Linked DNA regions of Mus musculus: region 2 is linked to region 1. The links are chromatin loops, found by intact Hi-C in ENCODE. Cell type or tissue: gastrocnemius. All regions are shown on one strand.

Region 1 (8,000 bases):
GCAGCTTGGTGGTTTGTGTCAGCAACACTTCTTTATTCTGAAAGCCTCGTCCCAGAATACGCTCTAGAGTCCTCCTTTGGCATTTTCTTTTCCGGCTGTGTCTGAGGTTCTGCTCCTGCCGCAACTGTGACTTCTGTTGAATATCAACAACCTCAACAACCGACAGTTTCCTCCAAGGTAGAAGTCTAGCGCCTTTGCAGTGTTGAAGTCTCCGCGAAAGGGCCAGATGTGCGCGGCACAGAATGGTTTTCAGTGTAAAGAAGGCAAAAACCGTCTCTCTGTCTAGTCGGCATGCAGGGGAATGCCAAGGGTCTGTTCAGGGTCAGGCTGTGCAGTTCAGCCTTGCCTTTCCCAGATCGACAAGAAAAGGCATGCTCCAGGAGTACTCGGGCCAAGTCCCATTATCTGCAGCCCCAGGCTTTCCCTGTGAGCCACTGCAGTGGCACATGAAGCGCAGCTGGGGAGATGCGATCTTAAGGTGGACCTGTGTCAGGCTCATCTGGCAGTGCTGATAGCCCTGCCCTGGAATGATTGCCCTCCAGCAGCACAGGCTTTTAATGTTGTGTGTTCTTTGCTGCCTCTCCACGGTGTGTTTGAAACATCCCCGTTCAGAGACGGGGGCTGTTGGAGTCACAGCTTTGAATGTTTATTTCTTTTGAGAGCTTCAGGTTTTCTATCTATTGTAATCTGCAATGAGGCCCGCAGGCAGGAGTTAAGTCCGACTTTCCACTGTTAACCACATTTCCTGCTCAAGTCTGGCTGTCCTTCCACTACTCCCGACCTTTCAGAGTCTGCTGGCTCGCAGACGTTGTTTATGTTCCCTGCCTCTTATCTAACTGTGACAAGAACCAAATTCCGTTCTTGGGAATTGTGGTCCTGCTTTCTTTTTACCACGTTAAATATTGGTCTGTCTGAAGTTTCCCAAGTCATAGAAGCATAAAAGAAGGAACGCTAATTATTCAAAATGATTGCTTGGAGAAAGCCACTATTTTGATTTACATTTTGGCTTTATACCCACAACACACACACACACACACACACACACACACACACACACACACAGAGCAGAAGTGAAATCACAAGACTTTGTATACTGTTTGTTTCCCATTAATGTTTTATTTATTTATTTGTTTGTTTCTCACAAGTGTGTGTGTGTGTGTGTGTGCTTGTGTGTGTGTTCAACTTGAGTGTCTTCCTACCCCTCACTCTCCACCTTAGTTTTTGATCCGGGCTTTCAGTGAACCTGGAGCTCACAGATTTGGTAGTGGATTGAGAAGCCCCGTGTCTGCGTCCCCATACTAGGACTGCAGGCGCGTGCTGCGTTTGTTCTGTTGTTGCTCTGCCTGATGAGTTCCTGTGAGCTGCATGGCCAGTGCCTTCCCAGCAGAGCCGTCTTTCCAGCCCTAATGATTAATTTTTCAAGGGTTTTTTTCAAGATAGTGTCTCATATATCCGAGGCTGGTTTTGAACTCAATATGGAACTGAGGCTGACACTCAATCTTTGATCCTCTGTCTCTATCTCCTGGGTACTGGAATAGCAGGGGTAAGCCATCATAACCTGTTTCTATGGTACTGGGGGGTCAGACTGCCAGGCCTTTATGCTAGACAAGCACTCGACCAATGCAGCTGCATCAGCAGCCAGCACTGTAACATTTACTATTAATGTGTGTGTGTGTGTGTGTGTGTGTGTGTGTGTGTGTGTGTGTGTGTGTAGCTCGAACTTGCCTTGAATTCTTGATTCTCTGTCCCTGTCTCAGGAGTGCTGGGATTACAGATGTGCTCAAGAGCTCCAAACTTAAGATAAAGCCATGTTTACTGTTTCCCACTAATACCTAATACTTGACAAAATTGACTAGCTGCTCAGGATCAGAATAGGTGCATAGGTGGAGACATCGGAACTAGCGAGGATTAGGCAAGGGCAAGCATAGAGAATGTACCGCGAGGAGGTGAAACTCAGCCAGTTTCTTAATGGACTTTAAAAATGGCTTTTAAATAAGATTTTACTCTGTGGTTCATTTTTCTCTTTCTTCCCTTCTTTTCTTCTTCCTCCCTCCCCCCTTCTTTGTGACCGAGTCTAACTCTGTAGCCTTGGCTAGCCTGGAACAGTTTGTGTAGACTGGCCTCAGTGTTACAGAGATATGCTGCCCCTGCTCCCTGAGTGCTCTGATTAAAGGTGTTTGTCGCCACAGCCAGCGGCTCTGTAAGTCTTAAACTTACCTTTAACCTAACAGCAATTTGAACTGGCCATGGATTTGACCCGGCACAGTGAAGCCTGTGTGCTCTGCCACACACAGTTCTTTCCTGTAGCTGTGTCTCATGAACCATGACACAGTATGACAGCCAGGAGACAGATTCTGGTGGAATGGAACGTGTGCACGTCTGTCGCCTTTCATCACTTGCAGAGCCTTTAGGAGACGCACTCGGCCACTATAAAGATGTAAATCCAGGGGCTGGAGAGATGGCTCAGTGGGTAAGACGGTTTGCCACCCTCACAGAGGAGCTGGGTTTGACTCCCAGCACCCACACGGCAGCTCACAGTGAACTGTAACTCCAGCTACAGGGGGTCTTATATCCTCATCCAGTCTCCACAGACAAAAGGTACACATGTGCTGCGTAGACTTGCAAGCAGGCAGAACACCCTCTCTCTCACACACAAATAAATAGACAAATAAATAAAATATAAGAAAAATGGAAAACTACATATCACTACATAAACCTAATCGTGACCTTGTGACCTCTAGGAGTCATGGCTTCTCTCTCCTCCCTGCCACCCCTAATCTCTAGAAATAACTGTTTTCCCATTGCCCCTGCAGATTTGTCACTTGAAGGATATTGGATAAACAAAGCACACAGGGTGTTGATGTTTTTTAACCTTTCCCCACTCAGCGTAATGCCCTTGAGGCCGACATGCAGGACTTAGGTTTTGCGGTTGTATAATAGTCTTTCATTAGGTGCTCCTGCTAAGGGACCACTGAGTGCCTTCCCTTTAATGTTCCGTTTTGGACTATCGTTGCTAACTCTCGGACATGCTTGCAGCACGAGCCTGAGTGTGTTTTCTGTATGCTTGAAGACATAATCGAGAGAACTGACCGCTGAGATATGAATGTGTATATTTAGGTTTAATGGCAGCCACCAGCGATGTTTGAAATGGCCTCTTAAGATGTTTGAAATTCTTAGATTCCCCATTACCAGCTGCTCCTGGGTATTGGAGGCATGGCAAGAACTGGAGTTAGAATCTGAGCGTTACCACCGTGCTCCTCACTCATTCACACACTGGCTAAGCTAGCTTTAAGGTGAGACATCTTGCTGGGCCTCACAGACTCAGGAAGGTTAGCGAGGTCAGACTCCTGCTTTCGTGAGAGACTCTGCTGGGCACCTCTTCTGTTTGGCTTTATGCTTGTTTTCTCAGCCTGCAAGAGAGTCAGGAGTAGAGACATTTAGAACCTTTTATCTTCATTTTTATTGGATGAATGTTTTGCTTTCATGTATCTGTTTGCCACATGTGTGCCTGGTGCCTGTGGAGGTCAGAGGAGGGCATCGCATCTTCAGGTTTGATAGGTGGCTGTGAACCCACACCCTCAGGTTTGATAGGTAGGTGTGAACCTCTCTGTGTGGGAATTGAACTCAGGTTCTCTGCAAGAGCAGTAAGTGCTGTTAACATCTGTGCCACCTCTCCAGTCCCGAAAGAGTCACCTTAACTTTCACTCCCTAGATGTGGCTACTGAGGTGAGGTTTTGGGAAATTGAACGAGTTACTTACTCTCCTGTCCTTCATACTCCACTGTCTCCCCAAGCTCGAAATGAGTGGTGTCAGTTTGTAATTATTGTTTGGGCAGCGTTCGCTAACATTCTTACTGTGAATGCCACTTCTAGACTTAGACCAGTAGAGGGCAGCAGGAACTTTGATAACATTTAATGTGATTCCCTGTGTTGTGTGTTGCAGGAGGAAAAGGAAAGTGTTTTTCAGTGTGATTTTTTTTCAGGCCTTACATTAAGTAGTTTAGTCACTGGGAGGGTCTTGCCTAGAGTTTAGGGGTGGGAGATGCTTGTATAGCCCTACTCGATTCTCAGCAGCTCCTGTTGAGATCTTGAACTCTCACCCGTGTGTCGGTTTTATCGACGAGGCATCTTACTGCTAGAAATCCGTGCTGTTGCCAGGAGAGGAGTTTGGTAGAGGCCCCGTATTCGACAGTCAAATCATTTTTAAGCTGCCTGTACTTTGTAACTCTCAGTTATCATTTACCGTCAACATCCTCAGAGAAGTGAGTGAAGCTGTCAGCTACCGCGGTGACTGTGAATCAATCCACTCTCTGCCCTATCAAGAAAGCATCTTAGGCTGTACCTGAGCCCTACAACAGCTGGAGAAGTGTTTGTTGAATGAATGAATGAATGAATGAATGAATGAATGAACAAGGGAGGGAGGGAGGGACTGTGGTGAAATGTCAGTACCCAGTGCTGCTCATCCTCCCCATACATTCCTTTATTCTGGACAGACCTCTGAACACTATAATATGTTTATCAGCTCCTTGAAGATCTTATGCAGTCCATTCTGATCATATTGCTTTTCCGCCCCTCCCCCAGCTCCTCCTGAGTCTGCATCCCACCTCCCCCGGCCTCTCCCAACTTTGCATCCTTTTTACAAATATCCCACCAAGTCCATGTGTGCTACCCATATACTCATGGGTTCGGGGCCATCCACAGGAGTGTGCTTGACCGTCCAGGGGACACCCACCTAAAGAAGAATAGTCTGCCTTCCCAGAAGCCATTGGCCATCGATAGCGTCTCATTTAGGGTGGGGACTCATAAGACTCTCCACTCCATGTTAGAATGCTCGTTGGCTTAGCCTTGTGCCGGAGACCAGAGCTGCTGTGGGTTCCAGAAGACAGAGGTGCTGCCGCTTCCAGTGGTCACTGTTATACCTTGGTACTCCATGACTCCAACCCTTCCTGTTCTGCCACCCGTCTCTGCGAAGTCCCCAGAGCCTTGCAAGGGTGGGTGGGTGTTATCCTGCGAACAGCTCTCATGGAGTTAAAACGCTCACTGTCTTCCTGTAAAACACTCTCCGTGCTACAGCTGGACATAACAGAGCCTGGAACGATGTAGGCCTTGTAGCTCCGTGTTCCAGCCAAGTGACACCTCTGCTATGTTGAGAAGCGGGAAGAAGGCCTTAGTAGGGATTGGGAATCCCACTCTGCAAAGCCATGTGCTAAATAAATCTTTACTTTAAAAAAAATTGTTAAAACCTAGGGAGATGCACAGCTAGCGTGTTGGCAGTCAGGACAATGTAAAGGAATGGGTCTTCTTCCTCCACTCTGATGGCCCAGGTCATCGGTCTTGGTGGCAAGTGCTTTTCACCCTGAGTTCTTTGGTCTCCCTTATTGAGGCCGAGGATGTGGCCGAGTTGGAAGGATGCTCTGTTAGCATTCATGAGCCTCTGAGTTCACCCCTCAGAACTGGTGTAAAACCAGGCATGGTTACACCTTTCTCAGCCTACACAAGACTCTGCCTACAAAACCTCTTCCTTCTTGATAACTTTCCCAGTCCGAAGTACTCAGCAACTGAAAACAATGTGAAGCAGGCGCTTCCTCCTCTCCCTAGACACAGGGAGGACCTCCTTCAGGGATACAGTGAGTGGGCTCATCCATAGGAAACAGGATGGAGGCGATGGTTGGGAGAGCACAGGACTGGACCTGTCTTACGTGAGCATCTGCAGCGTCACTTGCAGGGAAGGTTTTGAACTTTATGTGTGTGCATAGGTGAATTATTTTAGGAACTTCGAGAAACCCAGACCCAAGAGAAGTGTATGTTTATTCTCAATTCTTTCCCACAAACTAAGTTCAAGGCTGTGCCAGGAGAGAGAGTCCCCTCCTCCACCTACAACAGGCCCAGCAGTAAGGAAAAAGCAGGGGACACCAGACTGGAAGAGGTGAGAAAATTATGATACACACACACACACACACACACACACACACACACACACACACACACACCCCTAAGTAAGATGTTAACTCCTAATACAATTAGCTGCCAATTGTGCATGAAGTCGAGGGTCTCCAGGATACAGACAAGGAAGTCAGACCGTTGCTAAGACATAGGGCAACCCACGGAAATACAACTGGAGCTGAGCTGGACACTGGTAGGCAGGGATCCACACCTCATAGTTTCCACATTCTCTGGAATCTTACACACACGTCTACTTAATTTTCCCTTCTGTTTTTCTTGCAGCTTCTCTAGGCTCTAAGACAAATTTTTTCCCAGTTCCCACGGTCCTTAGAGACATCACCGTGGGTTATGGCAATGCAATATTTCCATCCTTTTTGTTTGACAGATTATTATTTATTTTCATCACAGGGTCTCACGTAATCCAGGTGGCCTCAAGCTATCCAAGTACCATTTGTAACCCTGATCCTCCTGCCTCTCCTAAGATGCTACAATTACAGGCTTGTGCCGCCATGTCTACCTAGAGTTGGCTTAATTTTAAATATCTAATTTGTTCTAGAACTTGACCTCTTTTATTGCCAGCAGCTTAGGTCCCGTAAAGCCAGGTAGAGACAAGAGATTTTTGTTTTAGATGCTTTCCAGCTTCCCAGGTGAGCTCTGCAGATCCTTAGAGATGTCATACACATGGCATCAGTTGTGCCAGTGGCTAAGTGAGCTTTTCTTTAGGTGCGTACACAGTGGGGGAAAATAGCATCTTAAAGGCTTCCTGATTTGGTCTTGCTAGCTCAGTGGATTCCTATTCTGTCATGGATGTTTTAAGGATGACTGTATTTTGTTGTCATTGTTCCTATAGAAGAAGATGGTGCAGTGTATATCTTGCAAACAAAGGCTTTTCAAGTTCAACACACTTTTGATTGTAAATGTGTTAACTGAACAACTCGATACTGTTATCCTAATGTAGAAACCAGCAAGACACATTTTAGCTGAAACGTAACATAGGTTTTCTGGTCTTAGCATGTGGTTTCATCGCTTCATTAATAGTAATTTTCTTTCCTTAATTAAAAAAATATGTCTTTAAATGTTGTTTCAGGCTGGCAGATCTTTGGGCAAAACCCTAATTGCTGTCAAGGAAAACATTGTTTTGCAGCCAATGTGCGAGCGACCGCAGTTACGCTTTCATGTAAGTTGTGTACAAAACTGTAATGTTGAGAAAGGAAAGTTTTGGTCAATCTGGTGCCTCTGGATTCCAACTGCAGTCACATAAACATTGACATTTTGTGACTAATGAGCAGGAAAAACAGCTACTCACACTCGGAGTCCAGCTTAGACACTGTTCACATATTGACCGGTAGAATGGCCAGTTCTAATTCTCCCCGTGATTTGAACCATGATGATCTAAGCCAGCAGCGGGATAGGATGGGGAGCCGACATGCCTGGTCTCTTGCTTGATCACGTGGGCCAGACCCAACCTCGGACTCCGTGACCTTAGTCTTGGCTTTCAGGTCACAGAGGTAGATGAATCTTCAGAAGCGGTCATTATGGAACATGTTATAGGGTGCCGAGACGGGCGGAGGCTTGTTCATCACAGGGAGATTTTTAACAGGGACGTGAATCGAAGAAGCTGATACCAGATTCCATTTTTCCAAGCAATAAAGAGTGGCGGAGGGAGGGTGGGGAAATTAGGGTTACTGGGTACACAGATCTCTTTTAGTATTTTACATGGATTTTTTTTAAATGAAAAAAAAAAACATCAATAAGATTTAGTTTAAAAAGCATTTGAGGGGCCATGGAGATGGTTCATTGGCTGAGAACATTTGCTGCTCCTGCACAGGATCCTGGTTTGGTCCCTAGCATCTGCGTAGCCGCTCACAACCACATGTAATTTCAGTTTCAGGGGATCAGACACCCTCTTCCGGCTTCCACGGGCACACAAGCACACAGCACGCATACATCATGCAGGCCAATACTCATGCACGTAACATAAACGATGACCTTTTAAAAAAGCATTTGAGTTTTAGAAAATGCAGAGATCCATAGCACGTTTTTATATTTCTATGTGTA
Region 2 (8,000 bases), 110 kb after region 1:
TTTGCTTTTTTTTTTTTTTTTTTGAGACAGGATTTCTCTGTGTAGCCCTGGCTGTCCTGGAACTCACTCTGTAGACCAAGCTGGCCTCGAACTAAGAAATTCGCCTACCTCTGCCTCTCAAGTGCTGAGATTAAAGGCATGTGCCACCACGCCTGGCCAGTCCTCCCTTCTTATCTATAGAGGAATTTTGATTTTTATAGTGGAGCTGTGTTAAACACTGTATGCAAATGTCTAAAGGAGCCATGGCCACACAGGAAGTAGGTAGCAAGGCTTACAAAAGAGCCAGTCTAGTGTTAAGAGTCAAGAAATAATTCTGCTTTGCAATTGGGAAAATCCTTTACCCAGGAGTTTTACTAAATCCAAGTAGGTTACCTCAGAGGTTGCCTGCTGCTCTCACTCAGTCTTAAAGACTGAAAAGTTAAACTTAGAACCCTGACGATGTGAGCTTAGGGCTCTGGTTCCACAAAATTCCCTTTCATTTATTCATTAAAATTACTCTGCCCAATTACTCTGAGACTCACAGCTATCAGAATACCCATTGGTTGGCTTTCTGCAATCTATAACAAACCGCTTTTAAACCACCAGTGAGAAAACTCCCGAGGCTGTGAAGTTCAGACTCTGACACAAAAGCCCTCTAAGTAAAGTGCCGGTTTGCTTCACCCCAGAAGTTGTGTTAAAAGCCATGTGCACATAGCTGTCTTTCCACAACGTTTTTTAAAGGCAGTTGTGTAATGCAAGTGAGCGCCACCTGTGGTTTTAGGCTTTGTTGCTGAGAACGTGAATTTCTTCATTTCAGTTTTGTAATGTGTGGTAAAAGAATGGAGGAAATTAACTGAAGAGAAGGAAAAGAGGAGGATGGGTAGGGAAGGCTCGCATCTCTCTCTTGAGGCTATCAGTGAATTGCATGAAACTCACCCCCTAGACCCTCCAATTTGCCTGAATTCCATAATTTGAGGTTCACAGCGGCGGTAAAATAAATGGCTTTGTGGTCTTCAGTACTTAAGCATGAAAAGGGGAGACTCAGGAGAGGGACTCAGCTCTCATGAGCCTGTCCCCTGCCACCAGTGCTATGACAATTACTTTGTAATGGCTGAATAATCTTCTAGCCATAAAGCTAGAAACAGACGAGAAAAAGCAAAATATGAACTTGAAAGTGGAAGTGTTTGATGAAGGAGACAGCAGGGGAATGTGAGCTTGCACTGCAGCAGGAAACTCCCCGTGGCCTCCCTGTCTTCCCTCCAGACACCGTGAGTCAGTTGTGGCACCTGACAACCATCACCCCTTAGTCCTGCCTTGTGGTTGGTCTTTGGAGTAGGGAGGTCTAGTTCTTCAGCTGCACAAGGCCCTGGTTCACACTTAGTTTACTTTATAGATGGGATTCCCCCCCCCCTAAAGACGAAACAATGTCAACAAAACAGACTGAAGAAAAGGGTGTGTGTTAGCTACCTCTCTTATAGCCAGGACAAAATATCGGGAAACAATTTGAAGGGACTACACATATCTTGGCCAACATTTTTAGAGGATTCAGTCCATTGTGTGAGACAGTTCACATCATTGTGGCAGTTGGGAAGCAGGGAGAGAGGTGGGATACAGGGATATATAGGCCCCAAGGATGCCTCTAGTGATTTAGTTCCTCCAACTAAATACCGCCTCCACTTCCACCACCTCTCAATACACTCTCAGATTATATTATAATTTGATCATGGGACTAATCTGTTCAGTATCTCAGATCTTCATTATCGGATTGTTCCAGGAAACACTATCACAAACACATGCCTTTCTAATCCACTAGCTATCCCTCAATCTAGTCAAGTTGACAACCAGGACCAACCATTACACAGACATATCTAACGGCCAGGGAGGAGAAGGATCAGGGACATGATGCTGCAGGAGGGACAGTGGAAGGATCGATGACACAGAGCCTGGAACAGAAACTGGCAGCCACCTTCCAATGTTTGTGAAGTCGTAGTGAGGAGGCGGAATAGATGTGTCACACAGAAGGCCAGCCCTGCAGCATAGATGCGTCACACAGATGGCCAGCCCTGGGTGGTGAGCAGGCGCTGATGGAGCCTGCATCTCAGCTGTATTAGTCAGGATTTCTATTGCTGTGATGAAACACCATAACCAGAACGCAAGTTAGGGAGGAAAGTTCACCAGCTTACATTCCCACATTGCAGTTCATCATTGAAGGAAGTCGACAGGAACTCCAGCGGGGCAGGAGCCCGGAGGCAGGAGCTGATGCAGAGGCCACGCAGGAACACTGCTTCTATGTTTGCTTCCTATGGATTTCTTGGCCAGCTTTCTTTTTCCTTTCTTCTTTCCTCTCTAACTCTCCTTCCCTCTCTCCCTTTTTTTCTCTTTTTTCTTTCTTTCTCTCCTCCTTTTTCTCTTTCTTCTTTTCCTTCTCCTTCCCTCTCCCCCCCCCGCCCCCCCTCCTTTTGAGACAGGGTTTCTCTGTGTTACCTTTGCTGTACCAGAAGTAGCTCTGTAAACTAGGCTGGCCTCAGCTTCAGAGATTCACCCGCCTCTACCTCCTGTGTGCTGGGATTAAAGGCGTGCTTTCTTATAGAACCCAGGGCCACCAGCCCAAGGATGGCACCCTCCTGGGCTGGGCCTTCCTCCATTAATCTCTAATTCAAAACTGCTCTACAGGCCTCCCTGCAGCCTGATCTTATGGAGGCATTTTTCTCAGTAGAGGCTCCCGCCTCTTGGATGACGCTAGCTTGCCAAGTTGACATAAAACTGTCCAGCACAGCATCGAACTCAAACCCCTTTGTCTCTATTCTTAAGAAGCTCCAGTCCTACCATTCTCATTGTTGCTAATGAGAAATAGGCAACGCTTTACTGTAGAAACAGCACCTAGGGAAGCAGTAAAATCGTCTCAGCACTGGGGCGACAGAGGTGCCCAATTCAAAGAGGGTAATGCAGAGGTTTGAAGAAAGGGACTGGGCTGGGGGTGGAGAGATGGCTCCGAGGTTAAATGCTTGCTGTTTTTGCGGAGGAACTGAGTTTGTTCCCAAGTACCTCCATTGGGAGGCTCACAACTGCCTATGACTCCAACTCCAGTGGGTCTGATGCCCTCTCTGGTCTCTGAGAACCACCCCCACCCTTACTCCCCCCAAAAACTAAGAAAATGTTTGTTTGTTTGTTTTAGGGAACTGAAAGTAAAGGGCAGTACAATAACTTGGGTACAGCAACAGCACGGTAGCTAGAACTCCAAGAAACCTGATTAGCTGTAACAACCAGAGAGGGCAGGGCACATAGCTACAGGATGCCAGGGAATTCAACCCACTCCACTGATCCTCTGAAAGACCAGGAAAGGATGCCATGAAGCTAATTAAGGAACACGCTTCCCAGCCTGCTCCTGGGATTGGATAGAGGTTGAGGTTGGTGTTGCCCATAATCTACACACTGACACCTTTCCTAAACCCAATCGTACCCCAGACAGGCAGAAAACAGCACAGCGAGGGGGAGGGAGAGTCTGGGCTTTGTGTCTTTGTGGGGTTGACCCCTGCTGTGAGCTCAGGAAGAAGTTTAAGCTGAAAGAAGGTAGGAGAAGGTTCTCTGGAAAGCAAAAGGCTGATGTGGGGTTGGTCAGCAGGGGCAACACCTAGCCTAGGAGAAACAGGAAATGACACAGACAAAACCGGAAACGTGTGTGTGTGTGTGTGTGTGTGTGTGTGTGTGTGTGTGAGAGAGAGTGTGTGTGTGAGTGTATGTGTGAGTGTGTGTGTAAGTGTGTGTGTGAGTGTATGTGTGAGTGTGTGTGTGTGTGTGAGTGTATGTGTGAGTGTGTGTGTGTGTGTGTGAGTGTATGTGTGAGTGTGTGTGTGTGTAAGTGTGTGTGTGAGTGTATGTGTGAGTGTGTGTGTGTGTGTGAGTGTATGTGTGAGTGTGTGTGTGTGTAAGTGTGTGTGTGAGTGTATGTGTGAGTGAGTGTGTGTGTGTGTCTGTGTGTGTGTGTGTGTGTGTGACAGGAGTGGTTTTTTTAAAAGATTTATTTATTTATTTTATGTATATGAGTACATTGTAGCTATACAGATGGTTGTGAGCCCTCATGTAGTTGTTGGGAATTGAATTTTAGGACCTCTGCTTGCTACAGTCAACCCGCTCCCTCTGGTCTGCTCAGCCTACTCCGGCCCAAAGATTTATTTATTAATATAAATAAATACACTGTAACTGTCTGCAGATGCCCCAGAAGAACGCATTAGATGTTTTTACGGATGGTTGTGAGCCACCATGGGGTTGCTGGGATTTGAACTCAGGACCTTCGGAAGAGCAGTGCTCTTACCCGCTGAGCCATCTCGCCAGCCCCAGGCATGGTCTTAAAAGGAGAATCAAAACAAGGCTGTGTTGTATAAAAGCCCATAGAAAAAATGGACTGTCATGTGGACTGTCCAAATTACACATAAACTAGTAAAAAAATTTTTTTTTGCAGCTACAAGCTATTCATCGTTCTTAGCTTCCTTAGGCAGATAGAACGTTGCTGATTTGGGGTGTATGTTGGGGCTGGGGGAGCTTTGAAGCCTTGGCCTGGAACTCACTACCTAGCCCAGGTTGACCTTGAACTTGTGGCAGTTTTCCTGCCTCACCCGCCCAGAAGCTGGTGCTGGGCCCATCAGAATTTAAAAGCATAAACTAAAACTGACTGTAGACATGGGCCATGCAGTCGGCACTTGGCAGGGACAGTTAAGAGACCTGAGCTTTTCCTGGTTCTGCCAGTGAACATCTGTACAGCTGCTTAGTTCACTTACCTTCTTGAAAATAAAATATTTGAAAATAAAACTAGGGTCTTGGACTTGCCAAAGTTTCTCTGACCATAATTTCTAAAAGAAAAAAAATTTCAATAAATCTAAATGTGCTTTAAATATGAACAAAATGTTCCCTTTTGTGGCCAGAAATCCTCAGGCACAGAGCCTGGAGTTTCTTTTAGGAGTGTTTAATAATTTTCTTTTCACGGAGCCCAGAGTCAAGTCAAATCGTGTATAGTACTGCCACCTGGTGTGAGTAATGAGCACTTTCACACTTGGAAGTTGATTTGACTGTCAATTTCCAAGAAATCTAAAAAAACACCCCATAATCAGCATCCAAACGCTGACACCATTGCATACACTAGCAAGATCTTATTGAAAGGACCCAGATGTAGCTGTCTCTTGTGAGACTATGCCGGGGCCTAGCAAACACAGAAGTGGATGCTCACAGTCAGCCAATGGATGGATCAAAGGGCTCCCAATGGAGGAGCTAGAGAAAGTAGCCAAGGAGCTAAAGGGATCTGCAACCCTATAGGTGGAACAACATTATGAACTAACCAGTACCCCGGAGCTCTTGACTCTAGCTGCATATATATCAAAAGATGGCCTAGTCGGCCATCACTGGAAAGAGAGGCCCATTGGACTTGCACACTTTATATGCCCCAGTACAGGGGAACACCAGGGCCAAAAAGGGGGAGTGGGTGGGCAGGGGAGTGGGGGTGGGTGGATATGGGGGACTTTTGGTATAGCATTGGAAATGTAAATGAGCTAAATACGTAATAAAAAATGGAAAAAAAAGTATCAGAGAGATAATCTCAGATGGGAGATTCAGCCCACTCCAGCAATTCTCTGAAGGATCAGGAAAGGATGGGATGAAGCTAAACTTCGACTGCCAAATTTGACTGTTTGTGTGCTTTTCTGAACTTCACATTATTCCGAGATTTTCTACATCAAAGTCACTAGAAAAAAAATCTTACCCTAACTTTAATAACAATTCATATCTTCAAATACATGAGTTTCACCTCTGGCTTACACACACAGACACACACAGACACACACACACACAACCACTCTCTTGCATGTTGTCCTTCTCTTCTTAGACACTCAGTAGAGTTTCTTCAATGTTAGGCCGCTCCGCACAGTTTGAGTGTAGAATTCTAAGTTCAGCTGAAGCTACCATAGCTCAGAGGCCTGCCTTCTGAAAGTGATGACACTTCATAAGGCTTGCCTACTAGCGTGTTGCTTGCATATGTTTTACTGAGCTAGCAGAATTATTTTGCTCCATATTTTCAGAAATTCCTATCTTCGAAATGAATCTTTCTGTTTTCAATTCAGCACTAAGATTTTAGCAGATATTACCTTCTATTTTTAGTTCTGTTATATCATATACCGTCTTGGTAGGGAGTTGTAAAGAAGAGGTGCAATGATAATTATGGAGATAATTCATGAGGTTTTAGATTCTATTATTTTTGTTATTATTGAATAATTTTAAAAAAAGTCTCTCTCTCTCTCTCTCTCTCTCTCTCTCTCTCTCTCTCTCTCTCTCTCTCTCTCTCTCTCTCTCTCTCTGTGTACACATGTGTGTGGAAGCTCATGGAGGTCAGAAGAGGGCACTGGATCCCTTGCAGCTAGAGTGACAGACACACTGGAGCCTGAACTCTATCTAGTCCTCATGACTGAGAAGCATTGCCCTTACCTGCTGAGCCCTCTCTCCCTAGGCAGGGGGCCCCAAATTGTACAGGAGAGGAAAAACCGAGCTGAGCACAAGCTAGCGAGGGAGTGAGCATCCTTCACCTCCCACTGCTCTTGACTGCTGATGTGGTGTGGTGTGGTGTGGTGTGTGGTGTGATGTTGTGTGATGTGGTGTGGTGTGGTGTTTTGTTGTGTGATGTAGTGTGATGTGGTGTGGTGTGGTGTGGTGTGGTGTGTGGTGTGGTGTGGTGTGGTGTGGTGTGTGGTGTGGTGTGGTGTGGTGTGGTGTGATGTGGTGTGATGTGTGGTGTGATGTGATGTGGTGTGATGTATGGTGTGATGTGATTAGCGTTTGAAGCTCCTCCCTTGACTGTCCCACAATGATGGACCGATGGACCATAGCCAGGCACAGTGAGCTGTGGTCAAGTCCTCTTCCCCCTTAAGCTTTTCCCTCAGGGTACTTTATCATAGCAAAAGAAATAAAATTACAACATACAACCTCTTCACACACACACACACACACACACACACACATGCACGCACGCATGCGCGCGCACACACACACACCTCCCATGTATAGGCAAACATATGTCAGTATGTAGTGTGCGTGTGTCTTCTCTTACAATGCACAAGATAATTTATTTCACAAAGAAAGAAGAAATTAATATTTGACAACTCTTCATGCATATGAATTACATGAATCCTATTTGGGCATGATATCATCCTGAGTTCATTGATTCCAGTTTCCACAACAGAAGAATCAGACCTAATGACAGTTAAATAGCAGAACTATGATCAAAGTCTTGGTCACTAGATACTAATTGAAAAGCTCTTTTTCTTTTTTTTTTTTCTTTCCATTTTTTATTAGGTATTTAACTCATTTACATTTCCAATGCTACACCAAAAGTCCCCCATACCCACCCACCCCCACTCCCCCACCCGCCCACTCCCCCTTTTTGGCCCTGGCGTTCCCCCGTTCTGGGGCATATAAAGTTTGTGTGTCCAATGGGCCTCTCTTTCCAGTGATGGCCGACCAGGCCATCCTTTGATACATATGCAGCTAGAGTCAAGAGCTCCAGGGTACTGGCTAGTTCACAATGTTGATCCACCTATAGGGTTGCAGATCCCTTTAGCTCCTTGGGTACTTTCTCTAGCTCCTCCATTGGGAGCCCTATAATCCATCCATTAGCTGACTGTGGGCATCCACTTCTGTGTTTGCTAGGCCCCGGCATAGTCTCACAAGAGACAGCTACATCTGGGTCCTTTCGATAAAATCTTGCTATTGTATGCAATGGTGTCAGCATTTGGATGCTGATTATGGGGTGGATCCCTGGAAAAGGCAGTCTCTACATGGTCCATCCTTTCATCTCAGCCCCAAACTTTGTCTCTGTAACTCCTTCCAAGGGTGTTTTGTTCCCACTTCTAAGGAGGGGCATAGTGTCCACACTTCAGTCTTCATTTTTCTTGAGTTTCATGTGTTTAGCAAATTGTATCTTATATCTTGGGTATCCTAGGTTTTGGGCTAATATCCACTTATCAGTGAGTACATATTGTGTG

What was found. Hi-C counts contacts between places; a loop is a spot of excess contacts. Peaks named below come from ENCODE experiments on the same cell type or tissue, not always from the same donor. Only the 100,000 strongest peaks of a DNase experiment are listed, where the experiment ranks them.
Region 2: a loop joins it to region 1, with 4 times the contacts of the local background. A loop is called at or near these places in 34 of 42 quality-filtered maps.

The regions. Positions count from the first base shown.
Region 1 is chr6:136,857,298-136,865,297 of GRCm38, forward strand. It overlaps Art4 (ADP-ribosyltransferase 4), which reads right to left and starts at 303. Exons shown (of 3, transcript NM_026639.2): 1 at 1-303. In gastrocnemius, a CTCF peak has its summit at 3,877 (motif pointing right); a DNase peak (open chromatin) is centred at 3,922; H3K4me3 peaks cover 710 bases; H3K27ac peaks cover 1,289 bases.
Region 2 is chr6:136,964,081-136,972,080 of GRCm38, forward strand. No RefSeq gene overlaps it. Among named protein-coding and RNA genes, the nearest start is that of Gm30055, 13 kb to the right of the region's middle. In gastrocnemius, a CTCF peak has its summit at 4,987 (motif pointing left); no DNase peak of the experiment used is centred here; H3K27ac peaks cover 614 bases.